Regions from separate parts of the Homo sapiens genome. Here region 1 is linked to region 2. The links are chromatin loops, found by intact Hi-C in ENCODE. Cell type or tissue: Panc1. All regions are shown on one strand. Each heading gives the region's core, and the rest is flanking DNA. Links, peaks and the distances in the headings are about the cores only. Region 1 overlaps AGMO (alkylglycerol monooxygenase). Region 2 overlaps DGKB (diacylglycerol kinase beta).

Evidence for each region. Peaks named below come from ENCODE experiments on the same cell type or tissue, not always from the same donor. Only the 100,000 strongest peaks of a DNase experiment are listed, where the experiment ranks them.
Region 1: a loop joins it to region 2, with 3 times the contacts of the local background. A loop is called at or near these places in 13 of 110 quality-filtered maps.

What each region holds. Positions count from the first base shown.
Region 1 is chr7:15,294,644-15,311,406 of GRCh38, reverse strand. All of the region lies in intron 12 of AGMO (alkylglycerol monooxygenase), which reads left to right. It overlaps LOC124901592 (a long non-coding RNA gene), which reads right to left. Exons shown (of 3, transcript XR_007060218.1): 2 at 361-539. Among named protein-coding and RNA genes, the nearest start is that of AGMO, 260 kb to the left of the region's middle. In Panc1, for the core only: CTCF peaks have their summits at 6,009 and 6,212 (motif pointing left); a DNase peak (open chromatin) is centred at 6,186.
Region 2 is chr7:14,707,820-14,724,582 of GRCh38, reverse strand. DGKB (diacylglycerol kinase beta) reads left to right here. Exons shown (of 26, transcript NM_001350709.2): 6 at 5,898-6,041. Among named protein-coding and RNA genes, the nearest start is that of DGKB, 190 kb to the left of the region's middle. RefSeq lists an enhancer at 10,073-10,132. In Panc1, for the core only: CTCF peaks have their summits at 6,450 and 6,651 (motif pointing left); no DNase peak of the experiment used is centred there.

The DNA.
Region 1 (16,763 bases), core at 3,090-11,089, 590 kb before region 2:
CCAGCTTAATGTGGGGAGGGTTTTCTGTTAGATTCCCAACCTGGCATGTTTCCTGGATTTTTACTTATTTTTCTAAGTGAAAATGTCAAAAATGTCACCTCTACTAGAGCACAGATGTCCTCAGCCAAAAAGTAGCTTTTGCGCTATATGAGTTTCCATATTTGTTTGGATTTGGGGCTCTATAATTCTCTAGTTAGCTCTTCAGTGCTTTTGATAATTTTTTTTTAATCTAGCATTTTTGGTTTTGTTTTTAGTAGCAGAGTTGTTCACCTTGTGTTGGAAGCAGAATAACGGTCCCCCAAATATGTCCATGTTTTAATTCCCAGACCTGTGAATATGTTAAGTTGCAAATCAGCTGACCTTGAGATGTGGAGATCATCCTACATTGTCCAGGTGGGCCTCATGCCGTCAGAAGTGTTTTTAGAAATGGAAGAGGGAGGCGGGAGAGTCAGAGTGAGGTGATCTGAGAAGGACTCACTATTACTCCTGCGAAGATGGAAGAGGGCCATGAGCCAAAGAATGCGGGCAGCCTCTAGAAGCTGGAAAAAGCAAAGAAACAGATTCTCCCTTAGTGCCACCAGAAAGGAACACAGCCCTGCCAACACCTTGATTTTCGAACAGTGAGGCCCATTTCAGACTTCTGACCTCCAGAACTGTAAAAAATTAATTTGTGTTGTTTTTAAGCCATTAAGTTTGTGGCTATTTGAAACAGCAGCAATAGGATAATAGTATACTCTGCCTTACCAGAAATAGAAGCACTCCCTCATTTTATAAAGAATGTAGTTAAATATTAAAAGTATGAAAATAACAAAAATATAATTTCCAAATTTCTAATTAGACACATTATTACTTAAAATATTATAATAACATGATATAGGAAAATAAGGACTTTTTTGTCTGATCCAATTATTTAATTTTGTTTTTTAGTATTAGTAACTGATACTCCTTACCTTAAATCCAGATTGATTTAAAGCTAAAAGACAAAATTTTCCAAATGGAAACCAAATATGTTTATTTCTGGCAAAGGATAGAAACTGAATTTTTTTTGCAGGGGCCCCTTACTCCAGAGTCATGCAGCTAAGAATGAAATTTTTGCTAAAAATGTTATCTTGATATTTTTAGCAAATAAAAACCTGAATAACCACAGCTTTGATCATTTACTACATGTGATTTTTTTGAGCACTTTTGCATTTGTTTAAATAACATTACTGAATCAAATTATTCTTTAAATTAAAACCAAACTTGATCTATTTAAAGTGTGCCAAGTTCGTCAGCCTCACTGCTATGTGTTTGCTCATAGCAGCTGCTAATCCAGAAAGAACAGGCACTAAGCATGTGGGGAGCTTGGGAGTGGAATCCTGTGACACACCATGATGAGCAAATATTTCCTTCCAGACAGAATATGATATATTTTTTCATCATAAAATTTATATGAAGCTGAAGGGATATAAATGTATATAGTGCTAATTTGGAAACCTGCAAAGATGATATTGGGAAAATTAAACCTTACTTCTGCTGAACCTGGAGCCAGTATACTTTCCAATAGATAACATATTTATTAAAGATGGGGAACAATGTTTATTAAATGGCATAATGATCTTTGATTGAGGGACATTAGGCAAGCCAGTTAACTTCTCTGGGCTTTATTTGTATTCTCTCTAAAATGATGAGGAATAAATATAATAATAACTAAGGTTATTTTCTCTCTAATAGTCTATTTTAGAGAGGATATATACACAAATCTACACATACATATATATGCACCTACAATATTACTACATTATATAGAAAACTAATAATTAGGGACCTGTCTTTTCTAACATTTTGCATATCTCTTTAAAAATAAAATTCAATGAAAACAACACCTGACTTACATTGGCTAGATGAGATCTTATGTTGACGCTTAGGGGAAATGGAGAAAAGTACATTTCAATAGGGCACTGGACTTCAAAGTTGGCTTAGTTTTATCCCACCCAGAAAGTTTGTTTTATAACTCTTTTGATACATTTGAAGATTCTCACAACACAGAGAGCTGTTAAGAATGTATAAAGTATTTCCCCTCTGCTGATCATCTTTTTTATTGGTACCTACTCAAAAATTTGGAGATGTACTCCTATGGAAAAAAAATGTTGGCCCTACTCAGCTTGCCTGTCTGTAAAACTGCTCAGTAAGGATAACGATAGTTCTTCATTACGTGTGCCTGTAGTTGCAATTAAGATGTTCCCCCAAAGGATTTTTAGCAGGGCTTGTCTTCCTATAAAGGCCATGTCTCTTTCATACTGAGTGTTTAATGAATAACTAGTCTAAGGAACTATTGCTGATGAACTATTGCTTGATGTGGCTGATGGAGCAAATGGTTTCAGCCCAGTGCCTGAATACTTGGGATAATTGCATGAGTAGTAAAGTTGCTTACCATTAACAAATAGTAAGCGTTTAAGTTGTGAATTCAAACCAAATCACTCCATTTGACCAACCACAAGTCTGGACTTTGAAGTCTAACAAATTGGATTGAATCTGTTTTACCATACATTGACTGAATGTGTTTAGGTAAATTATTTAACCATTGCGAAACTTTGTTTCTTTATCCACAATATGTAAAAAACACTGGTGGCTTCCAAGAGTTATGTGAAGGCCTTTGAGAATTATAAAACATAACACATTAGTTGTTATATTTTCATTATATGTGCTGTAATAATATATCAACAGATACAGGAAAATCCAAGAGCTTTGGTTACAGAAAAGTTTTAAGTGGTTTCATTGTTTAACATTTTGGTGAAACATTGCTCTGGTGAAAAATAATTTAAAGGCATAAATCTTGTTTTTAGAAAGCTTACAGTAAATTGAGACAAACAAATGAGACAAGCAAATATGACAAGCAAATGAGTTAATACAAGCAAATGAGACAACAAACAGTTACTGTGCATAGTGAAAAACACCATGATGTAGGTAGATAGTAAGCAAACGCTGTAAGAGTATAGAGGTGAAATCTGACATTGGCAGGTCAGAAAAGTCTTCTCAAATGAGGTGAATGAGCAAAACCTTAAAAAAGAAGTGTGGGGGTAAGGTCAGTAGTGAAAGGAACAAGGATAAATTTTTAAATAGGAAAAAATATGCAAATTTATAACAAATTATTTATATTCAGAGAGTAACCAAGGATTTGGATTGATGGTGCTTGTGTGAGGGGTAAAAGTCTGATTGTTAAGGGATGAACATACAGGATAAGCAGAATTTACTCCATTCTGAAATTAGAACAGACATACTTTAAATAAAGAAATGACATAAATAGATTTGCTCTTTTGGAAATGTTTCCTGGCAGCCTGTGGGTAATGGATGGAAAACTGAAGGGGTGTAGTGAGGACCAGCAAGCCTGGAGGTATTGAAGCTTGTGGGGAAATTCCAGGTATTTAGAAAGTGGGGAGAGAATAGAGTTAGGTCAAACCATTAGGCGTTAGGAACTAATAGGATTGACAAGAGAGAGACATAAAATAAAAACTCCATCACACTTGTTTACTGATTGCTCAGAGGTGGGATATGAAGGAGGTATGGGTCTTATTTAGTCTTGTAAATTTCTGAATTGGTGAGTCCATATTTGCACTGAGATGGAGACCCAGGAAAAGGCAAAGATCTGAAAGGAGAGATACTGAGTTTGTTTGTGGGCATGTTTACTGTGAGATATCCAAATCTCAGTTGCAAATCTGTAACTTAGGAAACTAGGTGAGAGCTGGAGGTGTAAATTTGAGTGTCAGTTTGAAGATAGTAATTGAAACTATATGCATAGAAGCAATCACCTTGGGAAATGTTTTATTGTTCCTTGCTTTAATACAATTATATGATTAGGTAATTATAGTGTCCTTCTTATAGGCTTCATAAGAAAAAAAAAACTAGTATACTTTACTGATTTATTTCAGAACATCCTTACTAGTTTTAAAACAAATCAACTAGAGTCCTGTTCTTTTAGAGTTTAATTGATTAGCCCATCTAAATAAAGTTTTATTCACCACTGGCACTGTCACTTTTAGATTAAATATTTTGAACTATATTTATAAGTAATGGTAAATGCCTATTTTAACTTTTTACCATGTGATAAAATTGGTGATTCAAGGTTTCTTCCAAATAGATGGGCTTGGCTTTTGAAGACAAGTCATGTCAAACAAGGATTCCCACGTTTTATGGCCGCAGAACAGTCTGTCATAAGGGAATATAAATTATGTCCTCACCTCTCACAAGACTGTTAACAACTAGATAACTAGACTGGATAATAAGATATTGTAATATATGAATGTCATCATCATTACTAGTAGATTTGTCCTATTAGTGATGGGTGAACTGCAAAATTACAAATGGAAACTTATTTTTTGGAATCACTTTATAATTATTTCGTTTTTGAATAATTTTAAGTGTAGATCTTTGTACAACTTTCTATATTAAAATTCACCAAAATTCAGTATGCTTTAATGATTATTTCTCATGATTGTAACGTATGCATTTAATATTGCAAACTATTTTATACAAAGAGTTCATTACCTCTGTTATGATTATAACTTATTGTAATAATATTTTATACACTAACTGAATAATTTATGTTTCTCCAACAGCCCTTTCCAATGTGGCATACTTAGCATAATAAAGTAGAAATCTTAGTTTAGGGACATATTCCTCAGCCTATAAGAACTAGTACAATCTAAAATAGTAGGTGAAAACTTAAATTGTGCTAATTCTAAACATTAAAATCTAACTATTTGAAGCATTAACAATCCTTAATAGTGCCATAAACCATATTAACTTTTTAGCAAGGTAACACAAATTGCCATATTTTGTAATGCTTTTTTTTTTTTACACAGTCATATTCTGTTATAAGTGAAATTGGGCTCCAGGCCAAGGAGAACTTTGGAGAACTTTTAAGTTTGAGTGACTGTCTCACAGCTGGAAACCACCCCAAAGTGCATTGATTGCAGAAGAATATGTTTCCTATTATCCAGTTCTCTACCAAACTATTTTTTTGTAGCTTGAAAATAATAAAGATTTTGTAAGCCCCAAGGGGTCTTTTTGATCCATGAATGAAGTTACCCTGGATTCATATAACTAAAATCTGACTTCCTTTCAGCCATTGAAATTCAAAACCCTTTCCATTTATTAGTATGAAATAAAAAAAGACCTTCAAAAATGTCAAAACGTTGCATTTAATGAAGTCAATGTCAGTGCATGTCAAAGTTTTGATTCCATTTAAGATGAGTACAATGTGATGTGAAAGGAAATGTAAAGTGAGTAATGGCAGTCGGTTAATTAAAGTAGATATTGAAGGATGCAATCTGTTAGCCTTTAAATTATTCTTTAAAGTTTTTCTTAATCAAAAGATACACTTTTTATAGTTACCATAAAATTTATGTTAGTCATATTTAAATGTTTAGAATTTATGAATTACCAGAAAAAAATAAGATACTTGATTTTTTGGTTGCTTTAAAATTTTGTTATCTGGAATTTTAAAATGAAATCAGTCTTTAAAAAAAGATTTGTTCTTTTAGGTTCGTTCATGTACCCATAGTGCCATTTTACTAATGATTCATTACACATTCTTAGTGCCTTTCTGGAGGAAAAACAAGTACAGTTCACAGAATCTTCCGTATGATTTCTCTAGAATTCTAGTCTTCATTTATAATGACACAGTAGAAACCGAGTTGCTTATATAACTATAGTACCCTAGTAAATTAGTTGCATGTCTACAGTAAAATCCAGATCTTCTTTACAAATTCTAGATCAGATATACAGCCAAATCATATAAATATATATATAGGAATGTAATTTTGAAGTAATTTCTGTCAGAGTAAAATTATAAATTGTTACTCATATTTAATATAACCATTCGACTCACAGGAAGTAACTACAGAAAACACAAGGTTTAAAAACTGGCACAAAAACTCATTTTGCCAGGTGAAAAGAAATTGATGCAACATGTTGAACTTTGATCATTCATGTTTCACCAGTGAACCCAGATGCACGGAAAATACTTTACTCAAATTGCTCACAATAAGTGCCAATCCTCATTTTTCCATATCAAGGAGAGATGGGGATATGGAAAAATATACAAAATTGGCAGATAATCTTCAAACCTTATTTTAGGCAATATTTTTCACTTCCTGTCCTATCAAACTTTTTTTTTTTTTTTTTTAACCAGATTGCCTGACAAGGTTGCCTTGTCCTTGCCCCTGCCTGCCCTCTGGTGGAGAATAGCAGGATGGTAAAAGGAAAATAAGGAGAAAATCCATGGTGAGATGATGAATAAGTACCTAAGATAGGTGCTACCACAAGTTACTGGATAATCACTTCTAGTAACACTTTTATTTATATATTTCAAATATAACTATATATTCTTAATATTAAGTTTGATTTTAACTACTCAATGTCAACTAGCTCATCCTGCTTTGAGATGGCAGGAGGGAAACCCTGGGGGAAGGGGGAAGCAAGAGAAAATTTTTATCCAGTGTGCTCTCCAAGATTTAACTAAATCATTTGTTATAGTTGACTTTCTTCTTAAACATTGTGTGTAACTGAAAGAATAATAATAATGCCTCAGATTTTCATGAGAATATATGATGGTGGGCTTAGAGGAAGGCTTATCATTTTCCAGTTCTGTATTTTTTAGTTGACAATTTACTAGTAATTTCATCTCCATTCATGCAGACAACATCCTATAAAATAAATATGTCGGTTTATTTGAGTTCATTGGACTGTTGACAAATCATGGCCCTATAAAGTACGAATCAGGGACTTTTGAAACAGATAAACCGAACCCTTGACTCATAACGAAACTGAATAAATAAGATTTTTATTACAAATAACTTGACAAACCCAAATCTTTCCACTTTATCTTCCTTATATTTCTGTAATAAAACTGATGTAACAAACCCTAAATCACCACCATTTAGTAATAGCAAAATTGAAAACTCAAAAATTTTCAGTTTTCTTTATACCAACAGATTTGAGATTGTACCCAAAATTTCTGTCCTGGTTTGGCCTTGAATTTCAATCCAATTCTTCCCTTCCACAGCTGTTTGCTGGGTACGCTGTTATTAAATAATGGGGCTCTGTGGAGAAGACCTCAAGGGAGTTGAGGGGATCGAGAGAGCTGGAGAAGAGAAAGGGATGAAAGAGACTTTAAAAGATGAAACAAATGTTAGGAGTTTATGTAGGTCAAGACATTTAAAGTTAACTTTCATTTGTATTGTAATGGGGGAATTTTCCAGCTATTAATATTTTGAGCAGAGAGCCCACTTATTTCATAGAATAAAAAATTAAGAGGATGCCGTCAAGCATTGCATAAAGGCATTGACGTGGCATTGTTATATGTAAAAGGACTGAAAATTGAACTAACACAAGTTTGTTATTTTAGACTTGGGCCTCTAGGAGTTCATGGAAAATCGTATTGGATATTTTGAGCTATTAGAGATATACCCACAGACCTATTCTCTTCCAGGTCTATATCATGATTTTAACGATAAAAGTTTAAGAGATTATCAGAGAAAGAATTGATCCTCACAATTAAACACAGCAACAAGAATATATGTGTATGTGCTGTGTGTGGGGGTAAACATACAAGAGTATACATACATGTATTTCCTTGTATCTTTCTTTTCTACCAAACATTTCTAAAGTCAGGGCTAACTTAATATTTCATTTTTCCATAGCTTGTATCAAGTTCCCCATGCTCCACTTCCTTCTTCTGCTTTTTAGCACCTTCATATTCCTCACATTCTTTTATGGCAGAGCACAACTCTCTCACTTTTTCTAACAAGAAACACACATTGCAGTTAAACAGCCGAGGTCATCCCCATGCTCGCGTCACAGGTCAAGCAAGATCACTTACATTTTTTAGGGGGTCATTTCTTCTCACTGGGTGGGATATGACCTTGTTCCTGTTTCCAGAAAAGAAACCACCCCAGATGTTCACCACCCCTTCTCTCTCTTTTTTTTTTCTGTTTTTCCATTCTCTTCCTTGTTTGATGCCAAATACACAATTAGACATTCATCTTGCTAGTATTTTTCTATGTTAAAAAAGATCTTTATTTTTACCTAATGTATCTTAAATACAAAAATAAGCCAAAAATACAGAAAATCTGACATTTAATTAAAATTTAGGGGATAGATACTATTTTATAATTTGAATGTACCATTCTGAAAACTCCTTGGTATTTTCAGCATATTATAAAGTCACTATTAAGATACATTTCTCTCTGCATCTGTGCCGCCATCTTAATATCATCTGTGGGCTGCACTTTTTTTTCAAAACCATCTGCATTTTGAGCTGTCTTTTGAGAAATGGCTGTAAGAATACAATTAATTCTGTTCTCCCTGTGTGGATTGTTCCTCCTGGGTTTTCATTGACCATCCCAGACATTCAGCTTTCAAGATCCTTTAGATTTACTCACTGAATACAACCAAGTTTGCAGTGGTTTTGTACTGATTACAAATATATAGATACTTTTCCTGACTTTATTTTTTACAAACATAGTCAAGATGTAATGCCTGCAGAAATTATTACTCTCAGTAACAATTTCATGGCTTCAGTCCTATCTTTATGAAGCTTAACTCTAGTTGACTGCTCCATGACTTACATGAATTGAACACATACTGTATTCCAGCAACCGTACCATATGATGGAGGTACAGCAATGAACAAAACAAAACAAAAAGGCTTCTCTTCATGGAGTTTACAGTCTAGTGAAAATAGACTTTTAAATTGAAAACAGCTAATATATTAGAAAATAAATACCTGCTTTGTAACAAGTACTGCGCTAAAAGCTCTATGCCAGTCTCCTTGATTTATGTATTTTTTAATTGTCATTTTCAAAGATTTTAATCTTTAAGGAACCTTTGCATTTTAATTTCTGTATTATATTTTGAAGTTTGTTCTTATTAAGTTCTAGAGTTAGAACAAAATAATAAATTTTGAAATAAAATCTGGTGGAAATACTGTATACCTTTTATTGCCATACCAACTTTATTAGACCCCAACTTTATTCATACCCTGTTAAAAGTCCATAACCAATATAATTTTTGAAGAAAGTTCATGGTCTAATTTTTGGTTAGAAGAAGAATTCTGTAAATTAAAATCAAATTTCTCATGATGTGACACATTTTTTCCCAAAGAATGTTTATTTCAGAGGTAAAAAATATTTGATGAAGACCAAACTAATAGTTTATCTTCAAGAGAAATTATCAAATTTTATCCTTAAAAATCTAATAAGTACCAATTAATTCATTGACTCAAAAGGATAATTAATGTTTTGATTGTGAATTATTATAAAACAAAATGCTAGCAAAAACAGGCAAACTTGTATGTACCACAAAGGGTTTTATCAAATCTCATTATACTATATCCACTTAACATATTTTAAGTAAATAAAACATTAAGAAAAAGTTGAGGAGCTCTCTTTACTTATTCTCCTCTGATACTATTTCCCTTCTTTCAGCACCAGAAGTAACTTCAGGCAGGATGACATTTTGACTTTCATGAGCCTTAGGCACTTTTGCCTTCTTGAGCCCTTCTTGAGCCCATTTCTATATAATAAAAAATTATTCAGCTGTTAAAAATTTAACAGTAAAAATATTATATTATACAACAGTGTTTCTAAAAAGATGTATGTAATTCAGATTGGTTTCACTGTTATGTATCCAATATTATTATAGTCATTTTTTCTTGGGTTTTTAAAAGAAATGAAAATTAAAACATTTCTATTATCCTCTAAAAGTATCGTGGACCTTCAACACTGTGAATTCAGCCTTTTAGCATTCCTATGCTTTTGCTTACATATTCATCTGTATAGATTTTTAAATTACCACTTATTGTATTGGTTTTAGAAAATGTATTGAGAACTAGTTGTATAATTTTAGTTGGTTTAAAAAAAAACAAGCAAACAGTATTTGCCTTCATTTTGAGAACATATTCAGCATTTGCTTTCTTTTTTTTTTCCTGAGACTGAAGCTCTCTCTGTCTCCCAGGCTGGAGTGCAGTGGCGTGATCTTGGCTCACTGCAACCTCTGCTTTCTGGGTTCACGTGATTCTTCTGCCACAGCCTCCCGAGTTGCTGGGATTACAGGCATGTGCCACCACACCTAGCTAATTTTTGTATTTTTAGTAGAGAGGGAGTTTCAGCATGTTGGCCAGCCTGGTCTCGAACTCCTGACCTCAAGTGATCCACCTGCCTTGGCCTCCAAAAGTGTTGGGATTACAGGCATGAGCCACCGCGCCCGGCCAGCATTTGCTTTTAAATTAGTATCAATAACACTTTTAATTTCACCCACAAACACATGCAATCACTGAAATAATATAAATATAGAAAAGATTTCTTAAATGTATGATTGTTTTCTGGAGCATAAAAAGGTGTTTTCTTATGTTCTCCAGTAGAAAGTTCCTCTGTGTATATGTGTGTGTCTATTTAAGAGAGAGACAGATAGATTCAGCTGATTCCTTAGTGATGCTTGTAATATACAGCAAATTGACACTAAAATTTTGGCATGTTTGGAGATTAATCCTAGGAAAAAAGTACATTTTGCCATGGAGAGAGTGCTTGCTGTTGTTTGGCTTTAGAGTTCAGTGCTGTAATTTGTGTCATTTTTTTTGGACAAGCAGTGCTACAGAATGTCATCCACACCTTTAAGATTTGCTAATTTCCTCCAGGAGTTTTACTCTTTCTCATGCCAGTTAGCGGTAGAAAAATAGCTTCTTCCATTCATCAGATGAGGTAATGCTCTGTTACTATTCACATTTGAGTGTAGTATGAGTGTTGTATTTAAATGATACCAGCAAGAAGAAAAATTGCTGCTTTCTTTTGAAGGTTATTTCTGTGCTTTCACTCTTTAAGGGTTTTAAAATAACTGTAGCAAGCATTTTCTTGATTTTTTTTTCAGTTTTCTTCACCTTAATTAAATAACAATGAATGTGTCAGCCACTTGTTCAAGGCTTTGAAGATGTCAGTACAACTGTGATAATTTAATCCCATCACGTAGCTGCTATGCCTAAGAATATGCTTTGATGTTCAACATACCCAAATTTGGTTAAGCTGCCAAACCATCAATCTGGACTCTATGTTTGTTGGTGAAAGACACTAACCAGTTTTGCTATTGTGAACTTTAGTAGACTTATTTGCTAGCAACTAAACATACTCAGCACTTCCCTCACTGTGCTTTAATTTTTTCCCCTCTATCTGATATTTCTAACTTGATCTCTTGGGTATCTCTTTGTTCCAATCCTAGCTATCTTTCCAAGTATCAACTCAAATGCTATAGACTCCTTAAAATCTTCCTCATTTCCTTTCTATTACTTCCAATTCTATTTTTCCTCCATTCTTCCACCCTGTCAAGATGGAAATATTTTTCTCTTCTCAAATTCCATGCTTTGGTCAGTTTCTATTTAATAGTATTCACAGCTTTCTTCCCTCTGTAACTATTTGCCCATATAGTCTGTTCTTTACATGTTCTTGTCTGCTAAGTAAGAGGAAAGGATATGTTGAACACAAAACATACTGTGTGTGTGTGTGTGTGTGTGTGTGTGTGTGTGTGTGTGTGTGTGTGTGTGTGTGTATGTAGACAGAGTCTTGCTCTGTCTCCCAGGCTGGAGTGCAGTGGCTCAATATTGGCTCACTGAAACCTCCACCTCCCGGGTTCGAGCAATTCTCCTGCCTCAGCCTCCCAAGTAGCTGGAACTACAGGTGTGTGCCACCATACCCAGCTAATATCTTTTGTATTTTAGTAGAGACTGGGTTTCACCGTGTTGCCTAGGCTGCTCTAGAACTCCTGAGCTCAGGCAATCTGCCCGCCTTGGCCTCCCAAAGTGCTAGAATTACAGACATGAGCCACCGCACCTGGCCATATAATATATACTTCCAATCCATGAAACACAGCATTAGCCCTTAGTGAATGCTCGCATGAGAAATGGATATCAGTCCTTAGTACTCATAGATTAGGTGCTGAGATAGAGTTGAGTAATTTACTACATATTTTCTCTCAAGGTGTTCAGAGAGTCTGCTCGGGGACACAAAAAATAAATTAGGGCAAACCACTCTTACCAGTATTACATAAGTATAAACAGCACAGGTCAGAGAAAAAGACCTAAATATTTTGGGCAATGTACTTTACTTTCACTGAAGCAATAACCTTTATATTATATTGTTATTATATTATTATATTTATTATACAGATGAGATAACTGATGCATAGTGAGGTTAACTTGTTCAGAGTAAATAACTCATATGTAGCAAAAAACACACTTTGAATTTTAGTTCTAGCTAACCTTAAAAGATGCATGAGAAGAAGAATCCAACTACTGGGGTGTTGATGAAAGAGTGGCTAGAGATGAATTTCAAAAAGAGGTAACACTTGAGCTGAGTCTTGAAAGATACTTAGAAATCACAAAGTAGGGAGTCCTGGGGGACAATAACGAGAACAGACATGAGGTGTGAAATATCACGGGGAGTTAAGGTAAATGAAAATAGTTGACTGTGAGCGAGACAAAGAGTGATGAATTAGAGGGGTGGACAATAAGAAAATCAGAAGATATGTTATACTAAAGCAGTTGTATTCCAAATCAGTAGTAATAAATTTTAGACAAAAGAATAGAATGGTCATTGTTTCTCTATTAGATTGGAGGCAGGTATGACAATTAATAGGCTATAGCTTAAAATTAATGAGTGGCTTGATATAGAAAAACATAGACTGAGTGTGGTGGCTCATCCCTGTAATTCCAGCACTTTGGGAGGCTGAGGCTGGTGAATTGTTGAAGCCCAGGGGTTCAAGACTAGTCTGGGCAACATGGAGAAACCCAGTCTCTTCAAAAAATACACAAATAATCTGAGCATGTTGGCACACACCTGTAATCTGTAGTCTCAGCTACTTGGGAGGCTTAGGTGAGAGGATCACCTGAGCCCAGGAGGTCAAGGCTGCAGTGAGCCATGATTGTGCCACTGCACTTCAACCTTGGTGACAGAGTGAGACCCTGTCTCAAAAACAAACACACACAGACACACAAGAAAATCATAAAAGAGGTATGAGATAATTAGAGGATACAGTTGATCACATTGGTTGAATGATTGAAGTGGTATGAAGGCAAATGATTAAGACGGGAGAAAGCTGATTTAGTAGACGATATAGCTAAAATTATGTGTTGAGCTAATTAAATATTCTTACTGCATTTTTTATCACATTAATACAATTATAAGGAAACTTGTTATTTTCTGCCAGTATGATGCTTGTTATACACAAGTAGTCTATCTGTTTCTCAGTTTTAAAGATAAACAAAGAGGACATAACATAACATAATATGTTTGTTTATAACATGTCCTCTTCAAAACACAGAGGACATAAATTTGTATGGCTCCCTTTAATGGGATATGTTACTGACTTACCTAGAATTAAAGTATTGCCTTTAGACGGTAATGATCTTACAAATGGACTAAAACATTTCTTTTGAACATTGAATTCAGCATTCTTTGTAATAAGAAATATTTAACCAATAAGAATAGCCTTCCTGGCTATTTGGATTTTATGTTAGTTCAATATCTATTATTTATTCTTTATACAAACCTCATTCACTCATGTTTGCCTACTTTCCAGTCAACTCATTAAATGCATATAATTCTCTTTCCATATATGACAATAATTTCATGGAAATATTCTTAGAGCAAATACATTCATAATTGTTTGAAAACCTTTCACAGGGTAGTGATCAAAGTTTCCCAGGAAGGGGGGTATGCTAGTTAGATATTTTTCTTTTCCCAGGAAAAGGATTAAGCTAGTTAGATATTTTTATTTTGCTAATTTCTGTATCTTATTCTCAACTTCGTGGCCAAATGCAACACTAACTTTTCTGTGATTTACTCTGTAGTAAATCAAAAAAGAGTTGAACTTTTTCTTTCAAAATCTGCATGTTTTGGCAAGCACTCATGAGTCATTAGATGCTGAAAATTTACCACAGTGTACAGTTATAGCCCCATTTCTGTAATGATATTTGACTTGAAAAAAGTCCATTTAAAACTTTATTCCATAATGCCAATAACTACAATAGTAAAATGTAGCACCACCTAGGATTTATGTACTCTTGTCCTTTAGAAGTATTAAAATTATTTTCCATTTTCACTGCTCTACATTTTTTACAGTTCTGTGTCAGTAGGGTTGGTCTTTGATGGTAGATTCGGGGGATTTCGTACTTATGCTATCTTTCATACTGAAATTAAAACAGCTAAGAAAGGGTTACTGGTGATAGGTTAATTGGAATTCTCTTTAGGTCAGTTCAGCAGGTATTTGTTGAGCAAATATTTTCTTCTCTGTACTGATTGTGTCTGTGTGTGTGAGAGAGAGAGAGACAGAGAGAGATGGCTAGGTGGTATGAGAAAGAGAGGTATGAATAGCCGTAATATTATACAAGGTAGCCTAAAATTCACATTCAAAGTACATTTGAGAAACGGAAAAGAGATTTGTTCTAGCTGAAGGATCCTAGGAAGGTTATGATGATGTGGAAAAATGGAAGAAAGAACCACAAAACACTAGCTTTGGCTTCTTTAAGACTCAAGGACAAATTTCCGCTCAGCTAAATTTGTAGTTGTGTTACTGCAGCAAGTTATTTGGTCTTCCTGAACACCAGTTTCCTAATTTGGAAAAGTGAAATAAAGTACCTACATTGTGGTTTGGGGTAGAGAGGGACTAACAGAATTTACATTTGTTAAGTATCTCCACTAGTTACTTCTTAATTATGTCCTTTTATAATGTGTTTGTATTGCTGTTATTATGCTTATTATTACAAATGTTATTTATACTATTAAATAAGGAGGATAAAAACCATGATGTAAACCATGAGGAAGACTTTATTTAACAAGGAGGTGAGAAAAGAGTGGCTGTCTTCTCTTGGAAAGGATGGCACTGTGAGCAAGGGAATTTAGCTGTGACGGTACAGTCCAGTCCATCTGGACTTCAACGATGGTGCACAGGGAAGAAACTGTTAATATCACGCTTCTAGTTGGAAAAATTCTATGTGGTTAGACAAATGAGTAAGGCACTTGTCTTACATCCTTTCATATGTTCCCAGTCTGGAACTTGTAATTTAGTCAGATAAACTTAGGGCTTGTAGGATAACATGGAAGTTACGTAGAAGTCTATTTTTGCAGAGAGTGGACCTCTATCTCTGACATTAGCTAAAGAGTTACTCTTTTTAGGCATAATGTGGAGTGGCACTATATTGGTTGAGAAGTTAAACTTAGTGATTGTATAGTCCCATTCACTATAAAAGTCTGTAATTCTAGAAAAAAAAGACTAACATCTTAAGTCAAATTATTTCTACATATTTTATTTTCTGAAATATTTTTGTTTTGCTTGTAAACATTTCCATATGTAAACATAATTGAAGAAAATTTTATATACAACAAAATTATCTGATTTTTAAAAATATTTTCCATGTATTTATAGGTCTTGCAGGCATAATTTTTAATGACCACGGAAAATATGTGTATAAGGATAACATTGAGCTCTGTGTAAATATTGGTGGACATTCAGTCTTCCCAATTCCAAATTTATTAACATTTTGACTGTTAAAACTGCGTTGAGCATTGCATTTCTTAAAAGCTATTTCTCTAATTCTGTTTACTTCAGTTAAGTTTCTAGAATTGGAATTCCTGAGTCAAGGGTTATGAACATTCTTAAGAATTCTGATAAATATACCACTTTGCTTTTGGAAAGAATTATAGCATTATACATTTTCATGAATGATAGTTGCCCATTAACTTTCATTATTTTCAAAACATCTATATATTATTTTAATCAAAATTATACTATTAATAGCGAGGATTAAATTTTAGGTTACATTGTAATTCTCCAACTACTTATTTGTTAATTGGAAGCTACAGTCTGCCTCCTCCCACTATCACCCACATTTCTTCTTTCTCTGCATTCTTTTTCTCCATAGCAATTATTGTATTCTAATATATTAAACCACAATTTCTCATCTTGTTTAATGTCAATCTGTCCTGCTTAAGGGCACTGCTTATTGTCTATCTGCTGCCCTTTCTTCAGATTTAGAACAGTGCTTTGCTTACCTTATAGTTTGTGCTCAATAAATATTTTTTTGAAGAAATAAATAGATACATTTCTCTTTGTAGGCTTTTTTGGTCCATTAATTCTTAAAGGAGTATATATTTTCTTAATATGAATGAGGCCTGTATACAACAAATACTCAAATCATTTCTCTGTTTTATATTCTAAAAATATTTTCATAGTTTGTGTAGCTATTAATTTTATATGTATATTTCAATATGGATGTTTTTATTAACTGTTCCTCCTTTCTTTTGCAATTATAATTATGTTCATAGTTTGAATAATGAGAAATACATCTCTTATTATTGAGGTATTTAAAAAATATATTTGGTTCCCTATTAGATTTTAGTTTCTTCCATAATTTTTAATTATTATTTTATTTAGGCATTATTTAGGTTTATGACGTGGAAGTTAAAATTATGTTTTCATATTCATTGTTAAAGTATCACTTTTCGATAAATTTCATGACTTTTCAGTTGCATATGTTTTCTTTATAATGTATTAAATTATCATATGCAGCCTACATATTGCTTTCCATTTGTCAGATATTTTATTCATCAGGATAAATCTCTAGATACACTTTAGAATATTTTAATAAGTCTCGAACAATTCTCAATTATGTTTAGATAGGAACAGTTTTCATCTTCCAAATAAATATGTAAACACTTAACACCTTTAAAGCAATCAGCC
Region 2 (16,763 bases), core at 3,552-11,551:
AAGTCCTTCTCCCTGTAATTGCTTGTTTGGGGTTTTTGCCAATGTCCAAACAGATGAAAACCAGAGTATGTTCTCAGAGAGGTTTGTCTGATCCCAGTTTCATATCAGGGACTGTATCTCACAGTCTGTCTTCTCTTTATAAGGAATCACCATCTCTATTACATTTCTTATTCACTGAAAATGCCATCTACCTAATTTTGCTGCCGGTTTGGGTAAACATAAAGAATGAAAGATAATTATAATATACTACAACAAGCATAGTTGAAAGATTAAGTGTAAAAATCATGAAATATATGACAATACTAATATCAACTATTTTTATTCTGATTATCTATGCTACTCATTATGACCAATAGTATGGATGTTGGAAATATAATTATACTATGTGATAAATAAATCTGATACGTTTCTGTAAATTGAACCAATATTTTAAAAGAAAAAGCTAAATTGCCAGTGTTGTATTGCCTTATAAATTTAGAAATGTGATCCATGTTATTGTTTTTGACTATTTCATTAAGAAATAGAGAAAATGTCACTGTTTACATTATATGAAATGCAAGTGTTTGAAAATGAAACAAACTGGACCAGAGGCACTAATTTAACAGCTACCCAAAACTTATCTGCTAATAATTGAACCTGAAGCTGGAATTAAAATTATCTATTAAATACAACTTTTGAGGTTATTGTTTCAAGAAATGAAGTGTCTAGATTGGAGTATAATGAAAATCATGTGCTTAGAAATGTGATAATCATAGGCAACATTCGATATGACTAATGCTAACTACTTTTTATAACTAAAGCTTTGAAGAAAAGAATGTGTATGTGTGTATGTATGTATGTGTATATATAATGAACTTATTTTAACAGAAATAAATGCTAAGTACAAGATAATTATTCCTAAAAGACTAATACGCTCTAATTACAATGCTTACTTTTCACTTTATTTTGTACTATTGTAGTATATACATACACATATATATGTGTGTGTATGTGTATATACACACACACACACATATATATACACACACACACATTTGCTTCACTTTTGTGATGAAATATTTAAAGTAGTATAGCCTAGGGCAAGTAGAAGAATCTGCAGATTATACTACTTTAAGTGTCAATTGCAATATTTACTCTGAAGCAATATTTAGCTCTGATCACTTGAGGCCAAAAAACAAACAAACCCTTTTGTTTTGCCCAGCTTTATGTTTCATTTTAGTTGTAAAGAGAGAATTTCACTGATGACTGGGTGTGTAAAATTGGCCTTTGTTAATTAAAAATAGAATTTTGAGCTTCCTCACCAGAGGCTATTGCTGCTAGAAAGGATCTCACTTACTATTTCATGTTATCATTTTACCATCTCAGCTGTAGTCAAGAAGTCAGGCTTGCAACTTTTTGGTTGCCGTACATGTTGTCTCCTAAGCTTCTGAATAACCATTAGATTAGTGCAAACTTCTTAAAAGGAAAAAGGACTTTTTTCAGGGTAGTGAACTGCAATCGAGGAAGATAAGTAGTGAGCTTCAGCCAGATTTAGGGAAAGGGCAAAAGAAAAAAAAATGAATAAATAAATAAATAAATAAATAAAGGGTAGAGTAGGGTGTAAAAATAACTCCTGTGGAGATAGATTGAGGACCAGGGTCTGCTTTCAGAAAACTAAATGAAAATATAATATAAAGAAACATTTAAAAAAAGTGGGCTGATCTTGGGGAGGTGGTAGGAGCAGGAATAAATCTGTGAGTTTTTTTATTTTTATTTATTTATTTATTTATTTTTGAGACAGTTTCACTCTGCCGCCCAGGCTGGAGTGCAGTGGCATGATCTTGGCTCACTGCAACCTCCACCTCCTGGGTTCCAGCGATTCTCCTGCCTCAACCTCCCAAGTATCTGGGACTACAAGCATGTACCACCGCGCCCAGCTAATTTTTGTATTTTTAGTAGAGACGAGGTTTCACCATGTTGGCCAGGATGTTCTCGATCTCTTCACCTTGTGATCCTCCCACCTCGGCTTCCCAAAGTGCTGGGATTGCAGGCATGAGTTCCGGTGCCTGGCCAAGCTTTTTTATTAATTAAACACCTCAAAATTTAATCAAGTTGATGAATGCATAAACTGTAGTACATCCAGACAATGCAATGTTATTCAGTGATAAAAAGAAATGAGCTATCAGGCCATAAGAAGACATGGAGGAAATGTAAATGCATATTAATAACAGAAAAAAGCCAGTCTAAATAGCCAGTCTGTATGATTTCAGCTCTATGACACTATGGGAAAGGCAAAATCCGGGAGAAAATGAAAGGTTCAGAGATTGTTGGGAGGGCAGAGATAAATAAACAGAGTAGAAATATTTTAGGGCAGTGAAACTTCTCTGAAAGACACTATAATGGTAGACACTTCATTATACACCTGTCCAAACTCATAGAATATACAACAAAAAGAGAACCCTAATGTATATTATAGAGATTGGATAGTAATGAGGTGTCAATGTAGTTTAACCAGTTGTAACTAACGTACTACTTTGGTGGAGAATGTTGGTAGTGGGGAGGAATATGCATGTGTAGTGGGTAATAACTTTATAAACAGAAGTAGAATTAATGTGAAACACAGAGAGATATTTGAAGTAAGCAAGACTTGAGTGAAGAAAATGAAGGAAAGATATAAAGCAGTGTTCAATCTCTGTACAGTCTCAATTTTGTTGTGAGCCTCAAACTTTTTAAAAAAGAATAGTTTTAAAGAATTAAGTCCTGTTCTACAATTTTCTTTTTATCAAGTAATAATAATAAAAGGTCTTTGACATTTTATCTTCTTCTTCAGTGCACTCTATAAATCATTCCAAAAATATATATTTTACCTCTCAAATTTGGCTGCTATTGGACTTAAGGAAGAGTTGATTAGTTCTTCAATGTATAGATTGAATATATGCCCATATTTCTTTTATATAAGCTTTAAGCTATTTAAATGTAAAACTGTGACACAATTAAATATGTGATACAGCTTTAATATTCAGTTAATAATATTTCATGGAAATAAATACATGATACAGCTTTAAATATTCATTTAACCGTATTCCATGTGATAAATACATGATACAGCTTTAAGTGTTCAGTTAACAATATTTCATGAAAAGAAAATGGAAAATATTACTCATTTTTCCAAACAAAAATAATTTTAGTACAGTAGCATATTCCTTCAAAAACGTGATGCTAAATACAAATTATATGTGTACATTCATACTCGATTTATACATTACATACAGAAAAGACAAAATTATGTGATCCTTACGTTCTCAATTGTTTGTGTTCAGTATGGTGAAAGCTGATAATTAAACACCATCTACCTTAGTTGTATAAGTACAAATGGTCATGCCATGTTCTAAATAAGTGAAGATCTATAATATATTTGGCTTTCTTTCAAATAAATGTCAGAGCATATTCTTTTCTTTCTTTTTTGTTTTGTTCTGAATTTTTCTATAAAGGAGTTAAATCAAGCTGATTAAATCATTTCAGTACCACAGGGGGAAACATTGGAAAAGAGGATTAGCTCATCAGCAGGATGAGTTAGGTCATAGCTTATCCGACCATAATTCAAGTGCTGTGTTCTCCAAGTCTGAAAGTTATGGTCATGTCAAGGGTCAGCGCCAAAATGTTTTTTATCATAAGTTGGAACTGCTTATTCCTGCAGCTGGCTAAGCTTTAGTTGGCTAGTTTCAATTATTCCGGTCTTTTTTTTTTTTTTTTTAAAGCTCAGGATTGTCTTCAATTCCCTGCCTTCTTTGGTTCATAAATAACTATTAGTTTGTATTAGACATACACTGATACTTCTATTAAAAAGGAAATTCCGTTTACAATATATGTCTCTGTTGATAACTTTATAAACAGAAGTAGAATTAATGTAAAACATAAAGCCACATTTGAAATAAATAAGACTTCATTTTAAAAAGAAAGGGGCCGGGCATGGTGGCTCACGCCTGTAATCCCAGCACTTTGGGAGGCCGACGTGGATGGATCATGAGGTCAGGAATTCGAGACCAGCCTGACCAACATGGTGAAACACCATCTCTACTAAACATACACACACACACACACACACACACACACACACACACACACACACAAATCAGCCGGGCGTGGTGTCCCGCACCAGTAATCCCAGCTACTCAGGAGGCTGAGGCAGGAGAATCACTTGAACCCAGGAGGCAGAGGTTGCAGTGAGCCAAGATCGCACCATTGCACTCCAGCCCCTGGGTTACAGAGCGAGACTCCATCTCAAAAAAATAAAAAAAATTAAAAATAAAAAAGGATGGAAAGACCCAAAGCCGTGTTTTTTCAGACTGTGATTTTTGATCCATTGGTGGCTAGTAAACTCAATTTAGATGGTGTTTGAGAAAAATTTTCAGAATAGGATAGAATATGAGTAGGTTAATATAGAAAAGAAAATATTTGGGCAATTATGAATCCCACTAATGTGTGTGTGCGTGTGTGTGCGTGCGTGCGTGTGTGTGTGCTGTGTTAAGATGTAAATTATTTTTCTTACACTTTTATGATTGGCCTTGAACAAAAATAGTTTGTAAGCTACCACTGTAGAAACAGGAAGATGGATTTGTCTTGCTGGTTATGAAACTCTGGGAAGTTAAAATCTGTAAGACGGTCCCTAATCTGTAAAGTGGGGAAAATGCACTCTACCTCACAGCGTTCACGTAAGAATAATGTGAGATAATATGTGTTAAAGCTACTACCATGATTTCAGCCACATATTAGGCACTCAGTAAATAGTTCCCTTTATTAGTGACAACATCACCAATGATAAAACTAACTTGGGACATATCACAACACATTGAATTATATGCCTGGGAATCTTGAGATGGCTTGACGAGGTGATAGGTATTCATGGAAAGTTACAAATTGAAAAACTAAAGTAGAGTGAGACATACGCAGTCAGGTAGATCTGTGCTAAGAACAGGGTTCTAGAACTGTGTTTGGTTCAAATTATTCCTTACAGTAGCTCCTGGTTGATTAGGAATCTAGTAGCCACTCAACCCATTAGTTATTTCTCCCAAATACCTCTAAAAATGCCATATATCCCTCAAGGGATAATTGCGGTTTATCTTCAGGCCTTGTCAGATACACACAATCTGACTTCAGTGGCTTCTGGGTAAGACAGAACTAACAAGTTACTGTGAACATATTTCGGTTAGATTATCACCAGACAGGTAATAAGCAACCTATATCCTTGTGATAGAACAGACACAGATAATGGGTTTCAGAAATAAAGTCAGAACCATTTAAAAACCAAACCACTCATATGTTTTTACCTCTCTAATATCCATCATGTTTATCCAGAGTTTTGCTTATGTTCTCTTTATTCTTACTCCTGGGCAAGTCCCTTGATGGTAAAAAAGGATGTCTTCTTCATGGTATTGGCAAATATTTGAAACAAATATATGACTTTATGAATGGATGATTACTTATTATGAATAGAGAAATTATATTGTGAAAGACTGACATTTTTTTCTTTAGTATTTTGTGAAAAAGTCCATTTTAAATATCTTCCCAAATGATTTATAGCTGTCACTACCTAAAGCACAGAAAAGTGGAATAGGGAAGTGGGTCTTCAAGCATTCAAATGTGTACCAACTCACCTAGGGTAATATTATTCTGACCCAAATACCATCCGTGGCTGATAGGGCAGTGCCATGTCTGTGGATCCCAAAGAACTCTCCTTCATCTACAACAGTCGTAGGCTATGTCTAGCTGCTGTACCGATCTTACAGAGAATTTGGTTATTCTATGCCTAAAAAATATAAATTTCTATGTAGCCTGTGTGTTCTCTATTTTCTTAATTTGTTTTCTGTTTGAGATCACTGTAAATAATTAACAAAATATAAAGACAATTTTTTTTCCAGGTCTGAGAATGAATAAAGGTGCCATCACCCCTCCCCGGACTACTTCTCCTGCAAATACGTGTTCCCCAGAAGTAATCCATCTGAAGGACATTGTCTGTTACCTGTCTCTGCTTGAAAGAGGAAGACCTGAGGATAAGCTTGAGTGTATGTGTTTCTTCATTTTGTTTACTTATCGTGATTGGGGGCAGGAGAAAGGACTGGATATTGATTAACTTAAAATTGCATTAGTATAGTTGTATAATTTTTGTTGAATAAAGTGATCCTGCTTAATAGTAAAAATTTCCTCCTGCTGAGGATCAGACAAAAGATATTAAGATCTATTAATTTCAGGTTCTTATTTATCAAGTTCCATTTACTACTGATTATTTCCTATGTTTGTCATATGACTTTAAAAAGCTGTTCCTCAGTTCTCTGGAGTTAACAAGATGCTATTAGAAAATAGCCTTTGTGTTGTTTTCATAAAGCATGTATTTCTAGTGTGTGAAGAAACCTTCCCATTAGTGAGTAAGAAAATTGCCTGTAAATATGCAACCTGCACCTTTTCCCCAGTGGAAATCTCCCTTGCAATCTTCAGCACTAACACTCTTGTTGGCAGAGACACATTATTCCTCAAATGCTAAACCTGAAAGTGTCATTTATAGTATTTGATTCTGGATATTATAAATCATTAAACAATAGCTTTGTTTCTTAAATTTAGGACATGGCGGATAGAGAATTTCTATTCAGTTGAAAGTAAATAATTACTGTCTTTAATAAAACATAGTGACTGAGCTCTCTCTGGTGGCTAACTATACTCATTGCAATATAAGAAAATATTTTTCAAGCATTTACTCTAAACCTGATCATTTGATCATCTATTCTATCTCTGAGGTTCTTTCTAAATATAGTCCTGGCAGCTTACTCAATAACCTGATAAATTTGATTATATAAGATATGGTAAATTTAATGAAAAATGCTTGCTACTAGAATGATAGTGAAGATAACAAATCTAAACTTTAACACTTCTGAAGCAAATGTAAATAATCATGACGTCTCAGAATTATTATTGGGGGGCATTTTTAGTTAAATTTAGTAGTAACTTTTTGATAATATTTCTTCTTCCCATAAAGGATTTACTGTAATGTGATTATTTAAGAGTCACACATGCTTAGGTTATGAATAAACCATATGAATATCATCTTTAAATATATATTTATTATTCATAAATGTTCAATATTTGCATTTCAAGATTTATTTTGTATTCCTAAGAACTTACAGAAATCTGTCTCATTCCAAAGTAAATATTAATGTTCAGTGAATTTCTATTGAAGTGACAGCCAGAGAGAAAGTTTGCTCAGGTGTTATCAGGAGCACATTTGGGATGATTATAAACATATAAAGACAAACATTTTTTCCACATCTGAAAATGAATAAAGGCCCCATCCATCCTCCCCAAGATGGTATTTAGTCTTGCTGTTTAACTATTTCTAGGTCAGCTGGATGTATATTGCTTTTTAGGTGGAATTCCTAAGAAGAATGCTTTTGAGTTTTCCATGTGCATCCTTGAACCCACATAGATTTTGTCTACAGTTGCAGATAGAATGTTGACTCACCACACTATTCAAAAAGACATGATGAATCTCATCCACTGACCTGCCATTTACTTTTCTTTAGTGTTCTCAACCCCCTTCTCTCTGTTTTTTTCTTTGAGTTTCCCAGCTTTTTTTCAAGCTTACACTAGATGCATTGCCTTTTCCTTTTGTTTTAAACCATTTCTTCAGACTCTTCTTATAGGCAGTCTTGTTATGGCCCAGAATTATCACTATCATTTTCACCAAACTCTTCAAAATACATGATGCCGTAGGTCTCTTTTCTCCTATCTTCTAATCTGGTGATTCTTACCCTGGCTATACATCAGAATCATCCGAAGTTTGGTTTTCTTTCTTTTTCTTTTTTAATGCCAATGCCTGGCTCTTTCCTGTGTCAATTAAATAACAATCAATCTTCCTCATCCACTTTCTTAACAATTTACCACATATGTTTACCCTTCTAAAATTGCATATGTAAAAGTTACTAACATGTATTATTTTACAGTTACAGATTTTTAAAAACAAATTGTCAGTAAGACTTCAAAAATTTGTGTTGATTGTTAGTTTAATAAATACTCCAAAAGGATTACAATTTACTAAATACAATATAGACCAGAAGAATGAAAATAAGAAAAAGCAATTATAATTAACACAGAAACAGATGTGAACAAGTACCTAAAATTAACTTTTGCAGGTCAATGTTGAATTTGGCTCATACTTCCAGGGTAGCTAAGCAGAAAGAAATTTGATTTAGGTTAGAGGTTCTCAAACTTTATCACACATCAGAGTCACCTGCAGGACTGGTATATCTGATTCAGCTGGCCTGGGGTGGGATCTGAAAATGTGCATTTCTAACAAGTTTCCAGGTGATGCGGATGCTATTGTTCTAGGGATCACATTTTGAGAAGCACTGGCTTATGCAATTCCTTCTGTCCAGTGAAAACACATATACACAAGGAATTCACCTGACACAACAGTTGTTTTTCCTGGAGTTGATGAATAGTGGCAGTATTTGTTAGGTATTTTACCTGGGTTATTAGATAAACGAATTACACTGTTGTCAATGTTTATATAAGTAATACTTTGTTTCCCCAAATATTTTTAAAATCTATTCAGTGCCTCCCGCCACTTTCCATTGCCTGTCTTTTCTGCCAGGTATTTACACCATGTTTATTATAAAGCTTATTCCGTTAAAGAATAACAAACAAAAGTTCCCAAATGTTTTACTGATTACAGGAAGTCCTCACTTAACATCCTCAATAGGGTTTTGGAAGCTGTGACTTGAAGTTGAGAAATGTATATAACAAAACCACTTTTTGCTTATCAATGTTATAACAAAATGTCATAGAAGGAAAGGGTGTTATTCGAGAACCCTCTGTACATTGTTTTGCTTGAAGTCACAGTTTCCCAGTATCTAGCAATCATATTGAGGACTTACCATATAAGCCATGTCTTCAGCTTTATTTCCTTTATGCAATCCTAATTCTTCTCTCTGAGGACCTTCCCGTCCCAAGGCTCTATCAGGTAGAAGGTGTTTGTTACCCTTGGATGTGTGCTTTTGCATGCATGCATACGTGCATGTGTGCCTGTGTGTGTTGGGGTTGTGGGGAATTCCATTTTTATCTCTCCTTGTTGGTACCAATTACCAACAGCCTCTGTGAATGAACAAGGACATGGTCTCAGGGCTGATTTGCCCTTCTAACTTCAAGTGCTCCATAGTACTTTAGGGAAAGTCAACAACCTCTCTTTTACCCTCAAATCCTGTGGCTTTGCCTCCATTTTCTTTCAGCCATTCACTTCTGTTACAATACTCCAAGCCTTGTAACTGTCGAGAACTGCTATTATTCCAAAACTAAACTGTCAATTTTACTTTGATCCCAGCCTATGTTCACTTAACTTCTCACTTTCCTACTTTTAATTTAATTATTGCATAGTACAATAATTAAAAACCTTGACTCTTGATTTATAATGATTGAATGCAAACCCTAGGTTGAGAATTCACTGTCTCAGTGATCTGAGTTCATTTTTAAAACTTCCTCAGGACTCAGTTTTCTCAACTGTAAAATTGAGATCATTAAATAGTCTCTGTCCCATGGGATAACTATGAGGATTAGATTAAACTAGTATTTGTTCACATACATTCCTTCACACTTATTACTTCCCATAAATGCATGTTAGGTGAAATAAAAGTAAATTAAAACTGTTTTACTCTTGCCCACTTTACTCCCTCTTGAATTTGCTTGCTGACTTTTGGTTGCCCATCCTTTCAAATTTAAACTGATCTCATAATCCATGATGTCAATTAGTTTTTCACACTTAATTTCAGACATTCAACTTATTTGCTCCTATACTATACTGAGTGGCAGAGACTTAGTGAAATAAAAATATAATTCTTTGGGTTATAGCTCTACTCAAAACCTCAGCTGGCCTTCAGTGCTCAGTGTTTCTCTTGTCTAGTTTTCTAGTTAAAAATTAATCCAGATAATGTTTTTTTTTCCAAACACCTACCTATTTAATCATCATCTTACTCATTAAGTGTATGTTCTTGCAACTTCCTTTCATCTTACTTAAAACCTTATCAACTAACATACTTATTTTTTTTCTGTTTCTCTTCTGATTCAGAGTGAAAAATCCCCTTTGATAGTTCCTGATTTCATAATGCGTAAAATTGAAACCCTTAACTTGGCGTGCATACACCGATCTGACTCCACAGTTTGACCCCAACCTACTCTGCCAGGCTTGCTTTGGCTGTGACCTGCACACATATGCACAAACCATGTCCTAGTCACAAGGGTTAACTTTTCTATCATCAGACAAACCCTGAACTTTTCCACTTTGATCCCTTTGATTACAATGTGCAATTGCTGGGTTTCAACCCCCTGCCTCCCCACAGTGTATATTTGATTGAGTCTAGTCCACATTTGAGGCTTACCCTGCATCATGAATCTTCTTGCCATCTCCTAATTGGATTTATTTTGCTCTCTTTTGTACCCTTGCACCTACATCAGTGTGTGTGTGTGTGTGTGTGTGTGTGTGTGTGTTTCAACAGGTATATGCTCAATAAATGATAGTTAAATGGAAGTGTATTAAAGTCAATGGGTAAAAATAAAGTCAATGAGTGCTTGAAAATATAAAAATAACATCAACTATTTAAGATATTGAATAATACTAACTTTATATTTTTGACTTTAAAATACATGATATTCACTTTTGAATTTGTGCTTATCAAGTTATCAATTATTTAACAAGAATTTTTTATATTATCTTACATTTCCTTAAAATGTATCACTAAAGAGAAAATCAATAGGGAATCAATATTCAGAAAGTAGATAACTGACATATGGAGACTGAATAGTAAGCTACATGTTAAAAGTTACTTCCCTGTGCAGTATTAACCTTAGAAACTATGAGATTTAATAATGAAGAGACCTTAAAGACCATCTAGTCAACTTTCCTATAGTTTGACAATGAAAAAAAAAAAAAGACCAAGAGAGGGTGGTTATTAATTACACCACCAGTTTATCTAGCTATTACTAAAATCCATAATTTCTGAGCTACTTTATAGGGCTCTTTTTATTTTGAAAAGCTGTCTTTTGTTGTTCTTATTGTTGTTTCTCTTATGAATAAAAGGCGAAAATCTCTCTCCATTAAACTGGATGTCAAACACACCTAAGCAGCTGATTTTTTTCACCTCTGCTTTTAAAGTTTATTAAATCAGTATCAAAATATACAAGAGTGGAAAAAAGTGAATTAAAGAAATTCCAGCTTAAGTGCCTTTTCTAAATATATTTTACATTGTTTATATTAATAACATATATCATATAATGCTCATATCAACAACACATAATGGCAAGTGCAAAACACCAGAGTGTGTATAGTAGGATATATTCATTATGAAAACAGATAGAAACTTGCAAATCTTTTGGAAGGAAAAAAAATTTGGATATAAAAAATTATCTTGCATAATATGCCTTTGCTCTGATCTTTTAACTAAATACGTGTGTGGGCATAATTGTTTCTATATAAAGTGAAATGACATGAGCATAAAAATAGGAAAAAATGTGGGTTAAACTAGTTTATAACATTGAAGCAGGTATACCCATATTTGGAAGCTGTCGTGTTGTCAGAATAATTTTAACATTGGGCTTTTTAAATTTTTGCAGCCAAACAGCTATATATTTATTTTGTTTTTAAAAATATGATCCTTTTGTTCAGTGATTCCCTTGACCTTTGGGCCTGACTTTACTTTTGAATACTAAGAAATAGTCTTACTATATAATTTGAAAATTCAATATTAATAATGTCTATATTATTTTTAAATATAGTTTTAAAAGAGAAAGGTTTTATAGGCTCACCAGGCCAAACAACTTTTATTTTCCATGGAGTTAATAATTGCCTTTTTTCTTACTTAATTATTTTTCTTTCTATTTATTTATTTATTTATTTTGAGACACAGTCTCACTCTGTTTCCCAGGCTGGAGTGCAGTGGCACAGTCTTGGCTCCCTGCAACCTCTGCCTCCTGGGTTCAAGTGATTCTCCTGCCTCAGCCTCCCTAGTAGCTGGGATTACAGGCATGTGTCACTATGCCTGGCTAATTTTTGTATTTTAGTAGAGATGGGGTTTCACCATGTTGGTCAGGCTGCTCTTGAACTCCTGACCTCAAATATCCGCCCGCCTCATTTTCTCTATTTCTATAACTAATCAATTCCCAAATTCTCCACCATAAATTTATGTTCATAAACTTGCGTTCTTCATTTGTTCTTGAATATTTTCATTGATAATCACTTTCACCCTTTATTTTAGTTGTTCTCTTTCTAGAACCAATATTATTTGGATGCTGAACATCCAAGACAGAACTCTGAATTACTATTTTTTCTTGCTTTTTCTATTTTCCATCTTCTTTTCTTTCTTCTTATGTTTTTCACTCCATATCTGGGACATCTTTTATACCTGGTGATGAGATTTTTCCCACTTTTTCCTTACATTTAACTTCACAGAGAATCCATTTTATTCTCAGCTTGATCCTTATGTGTTCCTATTTGTATTTCATGGATTGAAACTTTCCTTTTAGTTATAAGGTTTCCCCTCCTCCCTGCTTTGTTGTTTTCTTCCAAACTACTTGTGTTGAAAGAACTTTTCTGATGGTAGTAGTTGTATAGGTGAGTATCCATACGGATGGTATTGACTTACTGGGGATAAGGAAAAGGACTTATTCTCTCAATATTCGGTATATTCGCTTTCACATAATTACCTTGTTTTGGTATTGTATCCTTATACTCAGAATTCCTGAGTACCTTTAGCCCAGAATTCCTTTCATTTCACTTTTGCAGAACTCAAAGATCTAGTCTTCTGTTGGGGAAGAGAGCTTACATACTCCCCAGAGATCATCCTGTGAAGATAATCTGTTAATTTTCCAACTCACCACCCTTTCTAAGCAAATCTATGCTTCTTCTCCTCTGCCAGCTTACATTTATATTTCTAAGACCTCTAAGTCAATATACATGTGTACATATTTTCTCCAGCTCCTGAAAATTGTGTTAGTGTTTTCTCCTCTCATATTTTATTTCTGCTTATAGATTTATACCTATTTCATCTCTTACTGTTACTATAGTGGTACTTCAATAGAAAACCAAGGTAAATATGTGTGTTCAATACTTCATGTTTTGCATTACCTAGCTACAATTTTAAATTAGAAAAGTAGACTTATCACTGAAAATTAAAGTCCTTGAATTTCTCTTTCTTCTTCTGGATGAAAGAAAAGTTCTATCCTTGACCTTGACTTGGTAATATTTAGAGTATATGGTACTTGGTACTCAATATATGTATGATATTTTTATTATTGTTATTATATTAACTAGAGCTTAAAACTCTCCAAACTTTCTTCCTTGATGAATTAGACAGGATTTATAGAGCATTAACTCTTGTTAATGTGTTTAGGAATAAATTATTTAAAATATTAGTTTCTTCAGTCACTAGTGAAGTAGGGATTTTCAGACCAACCTTCCTACTGGAATCAACTGGAAAATTTGGAACGAATGTGTATTTTAAAAACCTGTTCAAAATTTTCAGGGAAGTATCAAAGCAACTTGGATTTTTAGGGCAAATATTTGGGAGAAGGAAGCATGGCTTTTTCCATTTAATTAAAGAAATTAAAGTACAAGCCATTCATATATTTTTCCAGATAACAAGCAGAAAGGAAACAAGATATTAGCAATCAAGTACAGTTATATATGTAAAGTAGCTAAAATAACATGTCCAGGTTCAATTTGGGATTATTACAGGCATTTAAATTTGACTTAACTTTAGAAAATGAAACAATGTATTATGCCACATTAAGAGAATAAAGAAGAAAATCATAAAAGTATTTTATCACATTCCATATGCATTCTATTCATGATTAAAAACAAAACAACTGTAATAGCAAAAATTCTTAGCGAAATAAAAGTAGTATAGAACTCCATTAATCTAATAATGTGTATATATAAGAAACACCCATCAAACTTTATATTTAAGAGTGAAATATTGAAGTTTCTCTCATTGATATTGGGAACAAGACAAGAATGGCCACTACTCTAAGTATAGTTCAACTTTCTGTTGGAGATCATTGCTCATGGCAATAAGGCAAGAAAAATCCATGAAGTTTATGAGAATGGGAAAGAAGAAATTGAAATTCATTGTTTATTATAGACTACCCAGTAATCTATAGATAGATCAAGTACTTGAATTAATAAGTGTGTTTAGCAAGATCTATGCCTACAAGGTAGAAATAAAAATCACTTGTATTTCTGTATGACATCAACTAATAATAGGTAAATAAAATTTAAGAAATTTTACCATTTATCAAATCAAAATTTTTAAATACCTGGAAATAAATCTTTAAAAACTATTTGAAAGGTCTCTATACAGAACAATATGAAATATTATTGAGAGAAATTAAAGCTCTAAATAAAGAAGAATATAATATGGTTGTAGATTTCAAGACTCAGCATTTTAAAGATTCTCCCCCAAACAGATCTATAGGTTCAGTACAATCTCATTAGAAATCCAGCAGTGTTATTTTGGTTTGTTTTTCATTTTGTTTTGTAATAGGAGAAGAAAAGATTGGCAAACATTTTCTTTTTTTTTTCTTTTCTTTTCTTTTTTTTTTTTAATTATACTTTAAGTTTTAGGGTACATGTGCACATTGTGCAGGTTAGTTACATATGTATACATGTGCCATGCTGGTGCGCTGCACCCACTAACTCCTCATCTAGCATTAGGTATATCTCCCAATGCTATCCCTCTCCCCTCCCCCCACCCCACCACAGTCCCCAGAGTGTGATATTCCCCTTCCTGTGTCCATGTGATCTCATTGTTCAATTCCCACCTCTGAGTGAGAATATGCGGTGTTTGGTTTTTTGTTCTTGCGATAGTTTACTGAGAATGATGATTTCCAATTTCATCCATGTCCCTACAAAGGACATGAACTCATCATTTTTTATGGCTGCATAGTGTTCCATGGTGTATATGTGCCACATTTTCTTAATCCAGTCTATCATTGTTGGACATTTGGGTTGGTTCCAAGTCTTTGCTATTGTGAATAATGCCGCAATAAACATACGTGTGCATGTGTCTTTATAGCAGCATGATTTATAGTCATTTGGGTATATACCCAGTAATGGGATGGCTGGGTCAAATGGTATTTCCAGTTCTAGATCCCTGAGGAATCGCCACACTGACTTCCACAATGGTTGAACTAGTTCACAGTCCCACCAACAGTGTAAAAGTGTTCCTATTTCTCCACATCCTCTCCAGCACCTGTTGTTTCCTGACTTTTTAATGACTGCCATTCTAACTGGTGTGAGATGGTATCTCATAGTGGTTTTGATTTGCATTTCTCTGATGGCCAGTGATGATGAGCATTTTTTCATGTGCCTGTTGGCTGCATAAATGTCTTCTTTTGAGAAGTGTCTGTTCATGTCCTTCGCCCACTTTTTGATGGGGTTGTTTGATTTTTTCTTGTAAATTTGTTTGAGTTCATTGTAGATTCTGGATATTAGCCCTTTGTCAGATGAGTAGGTTGCGAAAATCTTCTCCCATTTTGTAGGTTGCCTGTTCACTCTGATGGTAGTTTCTTTTGCTGTGCAGAAGCTCTTTAGTTTAATTAGATCCGATTTGTCAATTTTGGCTTTTGTTGCCATTGCTTTTGGTGTTTTGGACATGAAGTCCTTGCCCATGCCTATGTCCCGAATGGTAAAGCCTAGGTTTTCTTTTAGGGTTTTTATGGTTTTAGGTCTAACGTTTAAATCTTTAATCCATCTTGAATTGATTTTTGTATAAGGTGTAAGGAAGGGATCCAGTTTCAGCTTTCTACGTATGGCTAGCCAGTTTTCCCAGCACCATTTATTAAATAGGGAATCCTTTCCCCATTTCTTGTTTTTCTCAGGTTTGTCAAAGATCAGACAGTTGTAGGTATGCGGCGTTATTTCTGAGGGCTCTGTTCTGTTCCATTGATTTATATCTCTGTTTTGGTACCAGTACCATGCTGTTTTGGTTACTGTAGCCTTGTAGTATAGTTTGAAGTCAGGTAGTGTGATGCCTCCAGCTTTGTTCTTTTGGCTTAGGATTCACTTGGCGATGCCGTCTCTCTTTTGGTTCCATATGAACTTTAAAGTAGTTTTTTCCAATTCTGTGAAGAAAGTCATTGGTAGCTTGATGGGGATGGCATTGAATCTGTAAATTACCTTGGGCAGTATGGCCATTTTCACGATATTGATTCTTCCTACCCATGAGCATGGAATGTTCTTCCATTTGTTTGTATCCTCTTTTATTTCCTTGAGCAGTGGTTTGTAGTTCTCCTTGAAGAGGTCCTTCACATCCCTTGTAAGGTGGATTCCTAGGTATTTTATTCTCTTTGAAGCAGTTGTGAATGGGAGTTCACTCATGATTTGGCTCTCTGTCTGTTGTTGGTGTATAAGAATGCTTGTGATTTTTGTACATTGATTTTGTATCCTGAGACTTTGCTGAAGTTGCTTATCAGCTTAAGGAGATTTTGGGCTGAGACAATGGGGTTTTCTAGATATACAATCATGTCGTCTGCAAACAGGGACAATTTGACTTCCTCTTTTCCTAATTGAATACCCTTTATTTCCTTCTCCTGCCTAATTGCCCTGGCCAGAACTTCCAACACTATGTTGAATAGGAGTGGTGAGAGAGGGCATCCCTGTCTTGTGCCAGTTTTCAAAGGGAATGCTTCCAGTTTTTGCCCATTCAGTATGATATTGGCTGTGGGTTTGTCATAGATAGCTCTTATTATTT